Linked DNA regions of Homo sapiens: region 2 is linked to region 1. A link is an interaction called in ENCODE POLR2A ChIA-PET data of the cell type or tissue named here. Cell type or tissue: Panc1. All regions are shown on one strand.

Region 1 (8,000 bases):
GTGCCTCAGCCACCCAAATAGCTGGGATTACAGGCATGCACTACCACACCCAGCTAATTTTTACATTTTTCTTAGAGACAGGGTTTTGCCATATTGGCCAGGCTGGTCTTGAACTCCTGGCCTCAAGTGATCTGCCTGCCTCAGCCTCCCAAAGTGCTGGAATTACAGGTGTGGGCCACAGAGATTGTATTCTTAATACAACTAGAATAGAAAGCTTTGGATGTAGATGGTTTCTTTAATTTGTATTAGAAATCTTTGCACATGTGTTTTTATGAAAGTTGGCATTATTTGTTGCAAGTATATTATAGTGCTTTCATTACACAAATTAATTTAAAAAATGGGTTTCAACCTGTAAATTTCTTAATGTTCCTCCTTCCAAACAGATCATTGATAACTGGAAGTATCATAAAACCAAAGTGGCTTCATATTGGCTCATAAAATTGGACTCTGTAAAACAACGAAAAGTGAGTAATGCTCAAAACAAGTTTTTTCCCTCTTGGATTATGTATTAAGCTAGGATCATTAAGCCAAATTCATAGACAGACTGTATATTTGCTCATTTGTTTACTCATTTCTTCAACAAACACTTATTAAGTATCTATTATGTGTCAGGCACTCTTCTAGGTTCTGAGGATACAAAAGTGAATTTTTAAAAATCCATGCTTTCATAGAACTTACATTCTAGTTAAGATGTCTGATAATAAATAAATGCATAATAGAATGTAAGGTAGTACAGTCAGCCTTCTATGTCTGTGGGTTTCGCATCCATGGATGCAACCAACCAGGGATTGAACGTGTTTGGAAAAAAAAGGATGGCTGTGTCTGTACTGAACATATACAGACTTTTTTTCCCTTGTCATTATCCCTAAACAATACAACAGTGTAACAACTATTTACATAAAATTTACATTGTATTAGATATTATAAGTAATTATAAGTAATCTAGAGATGATTTAAAATATACAGGTGGATGTGCATAGGTTATATGCAAATATTCCACCATTTTATATCATGGACTTGAGCATCCATGGATTTTGCTATCTGGGAGTGGGGGTCCTGACGCCAGTCCTCACAGGTGGAGAGGGATGACTGTACTAAGTACTATGAAGAAAAATAAATTGAGATAAAAAAATAGAGGGAAGGTAGTATTTGAGCAGAGACTTAAATGAGAATCATGCTATACAGATATCTTCAGAGACAATGTTTCAGGCAGAGGGAAGAACAAATACAGAGATGCTGAGGTAGAAATTAGTTTGATGGGTATATGAAGCAGAGCAAGGCACCATTTTATTTATATATTTATAGGATAGTCTGTTTTAGCTGGAAAATGGTGAGTGATGGGGTCTTGGTAAGAGATAAGGTTGGACAGATAGGGAGGACCTAGGTCACAACTTTGTAGGCTATGGAAAGATACTGGGTTTTATTTCAGTTGATGAGGAACCACGGGAAATTTTGAGTAAAGAAGTTACATAGCCTGTTAGAATTTAAGAGAATCATGAGAACTACTTGTGAAGAATAGAACCGGGGGAGTGGGAATTTGGCAGAATAGAAATAGGGACCAGCTAGAAGGTTTTTAGGGTAACCGAGGCAAGAGCTAATGGGTGCTTAGCTAGGGTGGTAACTGAATGGATGGATGCTGGAGAAAGAGGGGGAGGGTTTTGCTGTTTCTGTTGTTTCATTTTATTTTTATTTTGACCATGTTGATGTTGATATATTGATTGGACATCCAAGTGAAAATGTTGAGTGTGTAGTTGTATAAGAGTTTTGAGTTTAGGGCTAAGATTGTGTATGGTGAACAAAAATTTAGGAGTCTCTAAGATATTTAAGGTGTCAACTAGATGAAACTACCTCGAGTTTCAAGGACTGAGGCCTGAGCCACTCCTACATGTAGAAATCAGAGAGATGGGGAGAATCTATCAAAGGGGACTGAGAAGGAGCAGCCAGTAAAATGTGAAAAAACCATGAGAACTGGGTGTCCTTGAAGCCAAGAAAAGAAATTATTTTAAGGACAGAGTAATCAATTGTGTCACATATTGCTGACAGAGGTTGTAAGCTGAGCACTAAGAACTGACTGTAATTTTTGGCAATGTGGATGTTAGCGATGACCCCAATCATAAATTTAGAGGGGTGGTGGGGAGTAAAACTTGGAATATGTACAAGAAGAAGAAAAGTGGAAAGCAAAACACCACAGTTACTACAGGCACTTTTTCAAGGAATTTTGCTATAGAGGGGAAAGGGAAATGTGGTGGTGGTAGATGGAGAGAAATGTGGGCCAACAAGAAGGTTTTTGTTTTTTTTTAAGATGAAGATGTTTTCAGTTTGTATGATGATGAGAATGATTTAGAAGAGAGGAATGGCCCAGGAAAGAGAGGTGTTAAAAAGTTCTTGAGTAAGTAAGCTGTGAGAGGGGGAGGGTTTTCCTAATCAAGAGCATTTATTCTAACAGGGGGGAAGGCAGGTGCATGGGAATGTGGTGGGAAGATGGGAAAGTTTTCTTCTGGTGGGGAGGGCTTCTGGAGATTTGGGGAGAGAGTATAAGGTACATAATGGTTGTCTTGGAGAGTGGAAGAGTGGAGTGGCCAGCACCATGAAGGGCCCATCAACTGCACTGTAACATTGTTTTCTGGGAGATAGACTATTTTAGTAGTGGAGTGAAGTTGTCGAATTCCTTCAGTAATACAAACTATCACTTGCCCTTTCTAGGAATTGTCATGAATAAGCTGAAACTTGATGCTGATTACATGATGACTCTTAAATTATATACTTTTATCTGAGTAAGCTGAACTCACTGTTGCACATTAACTCATTCAGCAAATATTTGCTTAGTGTCCTGCCATGTGCCACGTAGAGTACACTGTTGAGGAGGGTGTAGTAAAGCTGGTGACAGAGGCAGATTGCAAAACACATGAGAAGCCCTGAATATGTTTTCAAGTCGCTGACTTTGGCTTCGATTAATGGAAATATGGAATTTTTATTAGAATTGGAACCCTGAATTTCCTTAAGTCCATATAATTTTTGTAATCTAGAAGAGAGAGAAGTGTAGGTAAGTTGCTAATTTAAAAAAGTAGAGAGTACGATATTAATAATACAGGATAAATGTGGTATTTCAAACCAATAGAGAAAAGATGATTTTTCCACTAAGTGGTACTGAAGCAATTATCTATTTGTAAGAAAACTAAGTTGGAGCCTTAATTCTCACTATATAAAAACAAACTTCATATAATTGCAGCTTTCTATGTAAAAAAGAAAATATTAAAAATTTAAAAGAAAATACAGAAGGATAAGTTTATAATCTTAGGAAAAGATCAGCAGATTTGATTACATAAAATCTTATGAAAGGTAAAAGATATCTTAAAAGGCAGAAGTTGAGAGGGCAATTGGGTGGGGGATAGAGGAGGAGTTTGAGGAAGACAGATAAGTGTAGCACATAAAATGACAAGTAACACTAGTGAACCAATACCTTCTGCAAATCAATCAACAAAAGAAACTTGCCTATAAATGTTGACAAATAAAATGGCAAAGCATATAGAAAGACCATGAAAAGACAACTTATGGATTTCAGATAGCCATTTAACATGTAAATAGATCCTTGACCTTACTAATGAAGAGGAAAAAACAAGTAAAAAACATCATATGAGCAAAAATTAGTAAGACACATAATATCCAGTGATGGAAATAGTATGGGTAAAAGGGCCTTTGCTATGCTATTAGACAGAAAGATAGTACATTGGTACAAGTCTTTAGAAAAGTAATTTGTAGTATCTATTAAAATGACATGTTCATAATGTTATGAGTCAGCAAAACCACTTCCAGCATTCCATCCTACAGAATAATTGCCTGAACGTGTAAAAGATTTTTGTACATAAGCATTCATCACAGTGATAAGGCATCTCCATGGAAAGGGCTTGTGAAGTAATGGTGCTGTGCGTTTGTTTTGTGTTGAGGTAGGAATAAGGGAAAGAGGCAGAGAGTGTCTCTCCCTGACCCCAGGACCTTGCTTCGGCTGTCCTTGCTGACTAGAATCCCTTCTTTACAATCTCACACACCACATATTTTGAAGGTCCAGCTCCATCTCCTTCACAAAGCATCTGGAGTCCCCTACAACCAGATATCTTTCTCTACTTGAATCTTCATGGCACTTTGTATTCAGCTATCTTATGATCTCCCTTGAGAAATTTATGGATAATTTTTTCCATCCCTCTAAAAAGCCAAGAGGATGGGTCTCATTTTGTAGTTAACTGCAGGAGGCTTTCTATCAATTTTTGTTAAGTTGATTCCATTCTAGACTCTTTTAATTCTAGACTCAGTAGCAAGCTAGCTGCTTCTTTCTGTAGTCTTCTTTCCTTACTAGTTAGTGATGTTTATTTGAACAGCAATAATAAGACAGTGCTATTCTGTTTTTTACATGTGATGTGAGAAGGCCTGTTAAACATTGATGGGATGATTAAATGACATGTGTGACTAATAATATTTGTGAATTGGAAGAAACAATTTCATATGTTTTAGGGTTATTATGCTCAGTTGACTTTCTACATTTAGAGGAAAAATAAATGCTTGTTTATAAATTTACTAATGAGTACATATACCAGTATATCTACTTCTTTGATACTGATTTATTCTAAGAATATTTGGTGTGAACTATTTTTATGTAATCTCTTCTTCCAGTTCTCAGATGTACAACCACCTTTAAGTATTAATCATACACCGTTATGTGGAGGGAGTGGAAGCACTAATGTGAGGGGAGGAGCTTTATTACAATTTTTATACCCTGCTACTCTTTTTTTTTGAGCTCCTTTGCTGCTGCTTCGCTGCTTCTTCCTTTGGTATAAATCAAAAGTATTGTGTTTCCTTTGTGCTTGCGATGTATTTGTGTAACGATGTATTCAGTCTTCAGGAAAAGCTTGTTAAAGTCCCACAGTTTGCACTACCCAAACGTTTACTGTCATTCTTCTACATAGACAATTTAATAGACAATTCTATAGACAATTCTATTTTTTTCGCAGAAAAATTCATATATTGAATTTTGGCTCTTAAAAGAACAGAAAGGGCTGGTCTTAACTACAGCAAGTTTATCTTGCAAAGATGCCCAATTTTATGGAGCCCTGAAAGTCGCTGAGGAATGCTACTCCTAGGCTGTGAAAGAAGTGGAAGCCCAGGATTTAAACAGGTGCAACTTGTTTGTAGCAATTTTTCTTGCTAGTCTCATGATTATTGGGGCTCCTTTTCTTCCTTCAACAGTTTTGTTCTTTAAGAGGCCTTCCCAAAACAGTCTCAAATTTCTCAGATATATAGTGAAAGGTGAGGCACATCTGGGAAAATAAGCAGAGGACAGCTTTCAGCAGCATTCATTCTGTGATGACATTCTTCCCCTTATTCAGGTAATTTAAGACCCCTTACCCATGAGTAACTACTTTAATATAAGGAGCTTTATATTAAAACTTTACTATAAAGTTTTATAAAACTTTCCATTTTTATAAAGTTAACCCTGCCAAAATTTGTAGGTTCTTTTATCTATATTCACAAAAAGAAGCCTAACAAATATACACATCATGAATACAAATCATCAAGCCAGCCAGCAGTGCAAACCAGCCAGCAACAGAGGTATTGAACTCTAATGTAAACATATTCTCATTGGGATTTTTTAAAAAAAATTTTTTCTACTTAGTAAGTAGCATTAGAATTAATTATGTGAAATACTTAAAATTTACCCCAGACAGGAATAAGAGAAAAATATAGAGGTAATTTTGGAAGTAATCATTGGAACAAATTTAAATGTGTTTAGCTGATTTATTTATATACATATATTTAATATATAATTTTTTTCTCCACCTCTTCCCTACCTGAAGTTTATTTCTGATAAAATCAGAGGTAAAGTGATCAGACAGTGACTGACTGAATTATTTTTTTTTGCCTGACAATATAAGAGCTAATATAATAATGAGTCAAAGTGCGTTGAAAAAATGCTTTATATGGTGAAATTAGAGAGGCAAAAGCATGTAATAGAAAGAGTTACTAGACCTCTTTTCATTACATGACATTGTAGTAGACATCTCATGAGACAGTATGGACTTGAGTTCAGTATTGCCTATGGCCTTTACCTTGGACAGGTGACTTCTCAGAACTTCTTTGAGGTTTACAACATTAAGTATTGAAGGGTCCTTGTGCTTAAGTGAGACATCATAAGGGAATGTACTCTAGCCTTAGAAGGGTTGCAGGCTGAAATTTTTTCTTTTGTACTAAGGTTCCCCATGTCAGACTGTTTCTCTGATGTATTTTATTTTACTAAGAATTCTTCATATGGGGTATTCTTTTGTATAGAATATATAAAAATGATGTATAAAAATTGTCTGTTGGCCTATAACATATTGATCATTTATTTGGCTATCAGTTAGAAACTTGTGCTATTGTCTTATAAAGCTAGAAACTGCATCCAAGAAACTAAAAGAAACCTGGAAATGTAGGTCACCTGTGGAGTGCAGAATTAGATATTACAAAAATGTATCTGTTTAGAAAGCTAAGGACTTAACTAATTTACATTAGATGCATGTTAATCAGATCCATCCTTCTTTTGGCTGTGATGTCAGTCAATAATCATTGAAAGCTTTACCAGCTTAATCTTCTGGGAGGCAGACACTAAGGTGGAATTAACAGTGAAAGTTTTTTTTTTTTTTTTTTTTAATGGAAAACACCCAAGGAAGATAATGGGGAGAGAGAGCGCAAGTAGGCAGGAAGAGCCTTAGGGCTACAATGCAGGTCTGACTCCAGTGAATGCAAGGGAGGAGGACTGGGTAGGAAGAACCTCAGACTTTAGTGGATCTCTGAGAAAGTTGTGGTCAGGCTGATGGGGAGCCCAGAACAAAGACTGGCTGTTGAAGGGATCACAGTGAGCAGAAATAGCTCTTCACTCGTATCCCAGCCATGCTTCATCCTTGGCTGGGAACTATCTTGGGAGAGTGTAAGCATGGTTTGAATATTGCAGTGGATCCCCAGTGGGGAAGCCATCAGCTAACTGCATTCTTTGAAACATGTTAATTTAAGTGGCACATCTCCATGGCTGCCACAAAGGCTGTGCGTGATACATTTTAATTTAACAAACATTTATTGATTGCCAATTTTATACAAATAATATGCTAGACACTGTTAGGGATTTTGAGAGTTGTTTACTCATTCATTTATTTGCTCACTTAATCATGCATTCAACAGATATTTATTGAGGGACTACCATGCCCCAGGCACTATTCAAGGTATGGAAGCACAAGACTCTTATTTAAGTATCTTAATTCCATTTAGAGACCATTATGGAAATATATATACCACTTTTCCTGTTCCAGGATTGAGGCATTTGTGGTTATTAGCCTGTTGTAAAGCTCCAAGATTAGAATGACATACACACAGAGTCTTTCACATGCTTTCCTTTTTTCTGTTCTTGGAAATTAAAAAAAAATTATTTGCCTTCAAATTTTCCTTAATGGATGTAAAATGTAAAGATCAAGGGTATGGGAATTAAATCCTGAAAAGAACCCTCACCAGGTGAAAATGGAAATAGTTAATCTTATTTAATGTCATGTTGTGGTAACTCCATACTTGCATAATTTAGCTTTCTGCCAAGAATGCAGTTGCTTTATATAGTTTGTGAGGAATATATATGAAGTATGAAAATATAGTCATGTTGGTGGGCTGCAAAGAATGCCAGATTTGCTGAAAAGCTTATTATCTGATGTGATACCTAAACATAAACTAAGAGTGGAGGATGAAGAGAAATAACTAATGACATTAAGGTTGTACTGTATTTGCATTTATTTTAGGGTGCTAAGAGGTCCTTGTTTATCAAGTATTACTTCTCTAAATAGCAATTTATTTTTAATACCTACTGTGGCTGCTTCTGCATGCATTTTGATGATACTATTTTCCGTCTCTGTTTTATTCAGGCTGACATAGATGCTGTTCAGAGCTGTTCGTTTTGCATCAGCAAAGATGCCTTTACCCTATAGCCATCGCTG
Region 2 (8,000 bases), 160 kb before region 1:
GTTAAGTGGATTTGTTAAATCGTCTGAGAAAAAAACAGGACTGAAACCAAGGCTCTAGATTCCCAAGCCAGTGTTTCACTGAACTTCACACAGATGTGTTAGAGGGTCTTACCACTATAACTCATGATTATTTGGAAACACAGAAAGGATAAAGAAGGAAACTCAAGTTTAATTTCTTTTAAAAATTATGTTAAATAATTATTCAGGGTCTAATTAAAGAGAATGAATTCAAATATAATTTCTTAGTTTTTCTGACCTATAAGTTGAAGTTGCTATTTAAATACTATCTGTTGGATATGGCAGAACCACTGCAGAACATTAAGGTGATTTTTACTTTTTTATTTCCAAACATTTTATTATATACTACTTATAACCACATGTATTCTCTAAGAAACAATGACTCTTGCTAAATAAAAGCCATTTGTTTTATCAGTAACTATGCAAGTGTAGGAGTGGCTAGAGAGCTGAAATGGTCTGTTTAATTAAAGGAGAATTCAAAATTAAGAGTAATCTGGAAAGAAGGGAGATAGAAAGGGAAAATTAGTAAGATTGAAGGAGTCAGGAGCAGCTATTGCAGATAAAGGATCTAACAATTGATTCTGAGTTGTTTCCTATGTATCACTTAAGGTAGCCCCCAAATCTTCAATTAAAGTTTTGCTACAAGCAACGGCCCATCTTTGTGGTTACTCTGAAGGAAATGATAAAGTATAAAGGGCATTTTCACCTTTGACTTAAAATTATGACAGAGAAATGAATAGCTGTAAGATATTATCGAACAAAGACCAAAAACTCTTGACAGACAGGAAATCAGAAAACCAGAGAGTCTCAGAAAATATATGACCTGTATATGTAAATATAAACCTATAAGAGGTGTGTATAAAATCATGGGGAAAGTTTTGGATATAAAATCCATGTAATTGGGATTGGAATCAACTTTTTGTAGAGTTAAGTAGCTGAATGGCCCCAGCTGACCTCTGGGCTACAAAATCACAACCTCACCACCAACAATTGTAATTGTAACTAAAATTTACAAAAGCTTATCTTATCTACCAGGCTCTGCACTAAAACCCTTTAAATATATTACTTCACATAATTCGCACAACAATTGACTGTTTTGTGAATTATATGAAGTAATATATCTAAAGACCTGTTATATTCCCATTTCACAAAATGAAGATCAGACAGATACAGGTAATATAACTTGCCCAAATTTTTATACCTAGGAAATCAAGAACCATATATACTTCATTTCAACCCAGATCTGTCTCATTCCAGAACAATAACCAGTAAAACCAGTGTTTCCAAAAGTCTAGTTTAACCAATCTGAAAAGTGGTTTTAATTTGTGTGCTGAAAAAAATGTGTATAAAATTTTATATGTTTGAGAGCCACTTATGTGACATTTCTCTCCATTACTTTTATCCACTTCTGTATTGAGTTGTTAACATTTTTCTTACTGATTCCTAGGGGCTCTGCATATTTGCTAAATCCTAACTTTTTCTAGCCTGTATATGTGGCAATTATCTTCTCCCCATTCATGGTGTATTAATCAGTGTTCTCTAAGAGAAACAGAACCAGTAGGATATATGGAAGGGGATTTATTAAGGGAAATTGGCTCATGGTATCACCAAGGAGAAGAGAATCCAGTAGTGGCTCAGTCCATGTTCAGGAACCCCAGAACCAGGGAAGCTGACAGTCCAGCTTCCCAGTCAGGCACCAGAGCCCTGGGAAACCTCTGGTGCAAGTTGCTGAGTCCAAAAGCTGAAAAACTTGGAGTCTTGTGTCCAAAGGCAGAAGGAGAACAAGTATCCTGCTCCAGGAAAGGAGTGTCGGGGGAGGAGAAAGGGATGGAGGGAAAGAGAGAAGAGGGAGGGAGATAGAGAGAATCACCAATCACCTCTTTTTTCCCCTGTTTTTTCTCATCCCTAGGCCCCCAACTGATCGTACGGTGCCTGCCCACATTGAGAGTGGGTCTTCTTCTGTCAGTCCACTGACTCACAGGTTAATCTCTTCTGGAAACACCCTCACAGACACATCCAGAAGCATCCCCCAGTTCAGTCGAGTTGACACCTGAAATAAACCATCACATATGGTTAGACTTTTTATTTCCTTTCTAGTATTTCTGAAGTATTTAATATTTTATCAGCTTTATTAAAGATAGTTGACATATTTAAGTGTGCAATAATTTTTAAAATTTATGTACACACAAAACCATCAGTACAATTACAATAATGAATATATTCATCACCTTAAAAAGTTTCCTCTTGCTCCTTTGTAATCTTTCCCTCATGCCCCTCCTTGCCCACCAAGTCCTAGTCAATGATGTGCCTGCTTTCTGTCACTATAGTTTAGCTTGCATTTCATTGAATTTAAATGATGGGCTCAAGCAGTATGTATTCTTATTTGGTATGGCTTCTTTCACTCTGCATAATTATTTTTAGATTAATCCATGTTGTTTCACATATCAAGAGTTCACTGGTTTTTATTGTTGAGTAGTATTTCATTGTATGGCTATGTGTACACATTCACCTGCTGATCAATATTTACAATATTTCCAATTTTGGCTATTACAGTAAAGCTACTGTGAGTATTCGTATACAGGTCTTTGTACGATTTTATGCTTTCATTTAACTTGGGTGAATCCTAGGAGTAGAATGGCTGGATCATATGAGACATATATGTTTAATTTTTAAAGAAATTGCCAAGCTGTTTTTCTAAGATAGTCTAACATTTTACATTCCCAACAGTATGAGGGTTCTAATTGTTCCACACTCTCACCAGTACTTTAGTATGATCAATCCTTTTAATTTTTAATTTTAGATATTCTAACAAATGTGTAATAGTATTCTATTATGGTAATAATTTACATTTAGCTAATGATAGTAATCTTGAGCATCTTTTTCTGTGCCTACTTGCCATCCATGCATCTTTTTTTGGTGAAATATCTATTCAAACATTTTGCCCACTTTTATTGGGTTCTCTATTTTTATTATTGCATTTTGAGAGTTCTTTATTCTGAATACAGTTATTTTATCAGATGTTATTTGCAAACATATTCATTTAATCTGTGGTTTATCTTTCATTCTACTAATACTGTCCGTCAAAGAACAGAAGTTCTTAATTTTAACGAAATTCAATTTATCATTTTTTTTCTTTTTTGGATCATGATTTTGCTGTCATATCTAACAAATTTTTGCTTAGCACTAGGGCACAAACTCCAAGTACAGATGGCTTCACTAGTGAATTCTACCAAATATTTAAGAATAAAATAATACCAATTCTACACAAAGTCTTCCCCAAAATTAAAGATGGGGATATACATCTTAACTTATGCTATGGCACCAACATTACTCTGTTACCAACACCAGACAAAGATGTTACAAGAAAGAAATCTACAGGCTGGGCACAGTGGCTGACGCCTGTAATCCCAACACTTTGGGAGGAGAAGGCAGGTGGATCACCTGAGGTCAGGAGTTCAAGACCAGCCTGGCCGACATGGCGAAACCCCATCTCTACTAAAATACAAAAAAAAAAAAAAAATTAGCCAGGCATGGTGGCAGGCACCTGTAATCCCAACAACTCAGGAGGCTGAGGCAGGAGAATCACTTGAACCCGGGAGGCGGAGGTTGCAGTGAGCCAAGATCGCGCCATTGGACTCCAGTCTGGGCGACAAGTGAGACTCTGTCACAAAAAAAAAAAAAAAAAAAAAAAAGAAATCTACAAACCAGTATCAATTACTAGCATACATGCAAAAATTCTAAATGAAATGGTAACACATTAAATCCAATAACATATAAAAGGGATAATACATCATTGCCAAGTGGGGCTTATATCAGAAATGCAAGATTATCTTAACATTTGAAAAGCAATCAGTGTATTATAATTTACCATATTAACAGAGTAAAATGTTGAAATCATAATCATCCCAATAGATGCAGAAAATCATTTCACAAAATCCAATTTCATTTCTGATTTTAAAACAACTTTCATCTAGGAATAGAAGGGAACTTCTTCATCCAAATGTATGACATCTACCTAAACCCTTAGGCTAACAAGTGTTGAAACATCAAATTCTTTCTTCCTGAGATCAGAAACATGATAAGAGTGATTGCTTTCACCACTTCTATTTAACATTTTACTGAAAGTTCTAGTCTGTGCATTAAAATTTTTAAAGTTCAACTTACAGTAGCATCAAGTATATTAAATACTTAGGAATAAATGTGACAAAAGAGGTTCAAGACCTGTAAACGTAAAACTATAAAATATTGCTGTGAGAAGTTAACACGGTGGCGTGGTGCCTCATGCCTGTAATCCCAGAACTTTGAGAGGCCAAGGTGGGTGGATCACCTGAGGTCAGGAGTTTGAGGCCAGCCTGGCCAACATGGTGAAACCCCATCTCTACTAAAAATACAAAAATTAGTTGGGCATGGTGGCACATGCCTGTAATCCCAGTTACTCAGGAGGCTGAGGCAGGAGAATTGCTTGAACCCTGGAGGGGGAGGTTGCAGTGAGCCGAGATCGCGCCATTGCACTCCAGCCTGGCGACAGAGTGAGACTCCGTCTCAAAAAAAAAAAAAAAAAAGTTAAGGAAGAGCTAAGTTAATGAAGTGATAAGCCATGTTCATGCATCAGAAGACTCAATTTTGTTATGATGTCACTTCCTCCTAAAATTTATCTACAGATTCAATGGATTCCCAAGCAAAATTACATCACCTTTTTTTTTTCATTGACAAGCTGATTCTAACATTCACATGGAAGTGCAAAGGATTTAGAAAGAATAGCTAACACAACTCTGAAAAAGAAAAAGCAAGTTGTAACATATACACTGCCTGATTTAAAGACTTATGATAAAGCTTCACTAATTAAGATAGTATGATTTTGGTGTAAAGACAGACATGTAGTCAGAAATAGACCCATACGTATACTTTCAGTTGATTCTTGACAAAGGTGCAAAAGGTTCAAAGGTACATTTTGAGTGAAGAAAGGAATATCTTTGAAACAAACTGCTGTAACAGTGGATATCCATCTTTTAAAAAGAACTTTGATCCATACCTCATGCAAAATACAAAAGTTAACTCAAAATGTATCATATTCCTAATGAAAACCTACAGCTGTAAGAGATTTTTTAGTTAGATTTTGTTATTAATTTCTACCATTGTTGCGCTGTTGTCAGAGTACATTTCCTGTGTTATCTCATTCTTCCAATTTGTTTAGACATGCTCTATGACCAAGTTAAATGGTCAAATCTTATACCTGTCACAAGTCAGCATGAATGAAAAGAATGTGTGTTCTGCAGTTATTTCGTTGTGTTTCATATATGTCTATTAAGTTAAATTTGTTAATCATGTTCAAGTGTTGTATAAGCTTACTGATTTTTGGATACTTAATCTAGCAAATACTGATGGAGGGTAATAAAATCTCCCACTACAGGATGATGGATTTGTTGATTTTTCTTTGTAATTTTCCCAATATTTGCTTTCTATATTTTTAAGATAATGTTACTAGAAGCATCATGTGATAGAGTTGACCTCATTCATTCATTTAGCTACATTTCCTGAGCTTGTGTGATCTGCCAGTTCAGTCTAAGAGAAGAGGCAGATAAGCAAACTCTATCTAATGCAGTGTGTGTTTCTAATGCACAGTGTTATAAGTATACAATGGTTTTTGTGAAATCACTGAGAAGGAGGGTATTTAACTCTGACTTTGGGAAAAACTGCTCAGAAAAAGGATTGCTACACTTGAGCATTGAAGTGGAAGTGGAAGTTGGCCAGAGGGCTTGAGAGATGGGGACAAACATGTGAAGCAGAACATGCATTTGAGCCTATACAGAGGCAGTGAAATGTGAGTGTGGTCACGTCAATCAGGGAAATGTAAATACTCCAATATGGGAGGATCGTTATGGGGAAATGGGAAAAGATGTAGATGCTGAAGTAGAAAATAACTGGATTAAAGGGGGCTTGTACCTATCCTAATGTGTTTTTATTTTATCCTGACGGTGAAAGGGAGCTATTGAAGGATTCTACAGAGGAATGAGTGATTTGTGTTCTAAAAATAACTCAGTACCAGGGTAAACAATGAATTTTAAAAGCTCAAGACTAAAGACACTGCCAGTTGCGTTCCCAAAGTCCATTTTTTCTCTTCCTTCTTACCAACAAAAGCACAGTTTTGTTTGGGTTTATATTGTTTTTAAAAAGTGTTGCTTCCATGGCTCCCTTACAGCTCAGGGTGAATATGTGATCAATTTGAGCAAGAAGATGTAAGCTAAGGATTTATTTAAAAATTTTCAATTTTCTGGTGTAGGTACTTCTCCTTCCTACCTATCTTTCCACTTTTTTTTTTTTTTTTTTTTTTTTGCCTGGATACAAGGACAAAACCACTTTCTCCACATAGGAGATCAGAAAGATAGAGAAGCCTAGTTTTTGATGACATTGTTGAATCTCTGAAATACATAATCCCCTTTTAAGCTTCTGTTGGTTAGGTTTCATGTTATTTTCAGCTACTGAACACAATCCTAAATAATACACAGTAAACATTTGTCTTCCATATTTCAAATTCTACATTGATGATAGCATAGAATGACACATGCTTCCTTAGAAAATCACCCTTCCTTAGATATCCTTAGATATTTTCCCCCATGTTGCTCTTTCCATCATCCGGTCTTATCAATCCTGTCTCCTTAACAATAGTGTCTATTCTTTGTGGACAACATAGAGTCTTACATATTTTATAACACAAAGTAGGTACTCTAAATGTGAACTGTACTATTCCTCCTTTCCCCTCTATTTGTATAATACATTTGGATAACAATTTGGCAACCTGTATAAAGCAATTGTTTTTTCTTCCTGTAAATAAGAAAATAAGTATGTGATAAAATTGAAAGAAAAAAATTCAACTGGAAAAACTGAAAATAGATCAGCTAATACAAAAAATGTGGTATTCTTTTCTTTAATTTTTAAGTAAATTATCAGTTTTTCTGAGATTAAAAGTTCATCTCTAAGAGCCTTCTTGTTTCCAAAACAAGTCTGCTTCACTATACAGCCAAAAGAATAAAAAAGCAGCTATAGTCTCCCTGTTGATTAGACTATTAGATTTAACTAGTCTTGTTACTAATATTCATAAGGCCTGTGAAATACATATTATACTAGCTAACCAGTAAGAAAAAAGTTAGATGATTGTTTCATTTCTTGTACCAAAATTAATTCCAAAAGTATTACAGATATACATGCAATAAGTAAAATCCTGGAAGTGTTGTAAGAAAACATAAGTAAATTTTTTATAATGATAGAGTAGAGAAAAATTTTCTAAAAGTGTAACACAAAACTGGAAACCATAAAATAAAAAAGCATATATATGCCTATGTGGCAAAAAGAAAAAAAAAAAAAAAGGAAGGAAAAAGAAAAGCCAGCCAAAAAATTACAAAAGATTAGTCAAAGATCTAATATTATTTAAATATAAATAACACCTACAAATCTTATTTACAAGTAAGATGAAAAGTGGTAAAGAAAATTAGCAGTCAACCCCAAAACAGCCAAAAAATACTTGAAAAGAAATTCAGATTTATACATGCAAAATAAAATAATAATAGGATAAGATTCTCTACATATCTGATTCATAACTACCATAAAGAATGATAACACTTTATCTAAGACTTGTTAATATATGTGTTAAAAGGTATTTTTATATTGTATGGAAGAGAGGATTAATTTGTATGATTCACTTGGAGAACAATTTGACATCCTATTTCTATCAATGTATTATAAAAAGGTGGAAAGCAAAAATAATGAGTTAATAAATATAACATAGAAAAACAAATCAGGGTGGTCTCTTCACATGGACGCGCGTGAAATTTGGTGCCGTGACTCAGATCGGGGGACCTCCCTTGGGAGATCAATCCCCCGTCCTCCTGCTCTTTGCTCCGTGAGAAAGATCAACCTACGACCTCAGGTCTTCAGACCGACCAGCCCAAGAAACATCTCACCAATTTCAAATCCGCCACATCTCC

Evidence for each region. ChIA-PET counts read pairs that join two places held together with the same protein. Peaks named below come from ENCODE experiments on the same cell type or tissue, not always from the same donor. Only the 100,000 strongest peaks of a DNase experiment are listed, where the experiment ranks them.
Region 2: POLR2A ChIA-PET joins it to region 1 with 11 read pairs; 2 of 35 experiments call an interaction of 5 or more read pairs at or near these places.

Annotation. Positions count from the first base shown.
Region 1 is chr1:83,896,543-83,904,542 of GRCh38, reverse strand. It overlaps TTLL7 (tubulin tyrosine ligase like 7), which reads left to right. Exons shown (of 21, transcript NM_024686.6): 18 at 384-464. Among named protein-coding and RNA genes, the nearest start is that of LINC01725, 40 kb to the right of the region's middle. In Panc1, no CTCF peak of the experiment used is centred here; DNase peaks (open chromatin) are centred at 2,822 and 3,812.
Region 2 is chr1:84,058,760-84,066,759 of GRCh38, reverse strand. No RefSeq gene overlaps it. Among named protein-coding and RNA genes, the nearest start is that of TTLL7, 64 kb to the right of the region's middle. In Panc1, no CTCF peak of the experiment used is centred here; no DNase peak of the experiment used is centred here; H3K27me3 peaks cover 615 bases.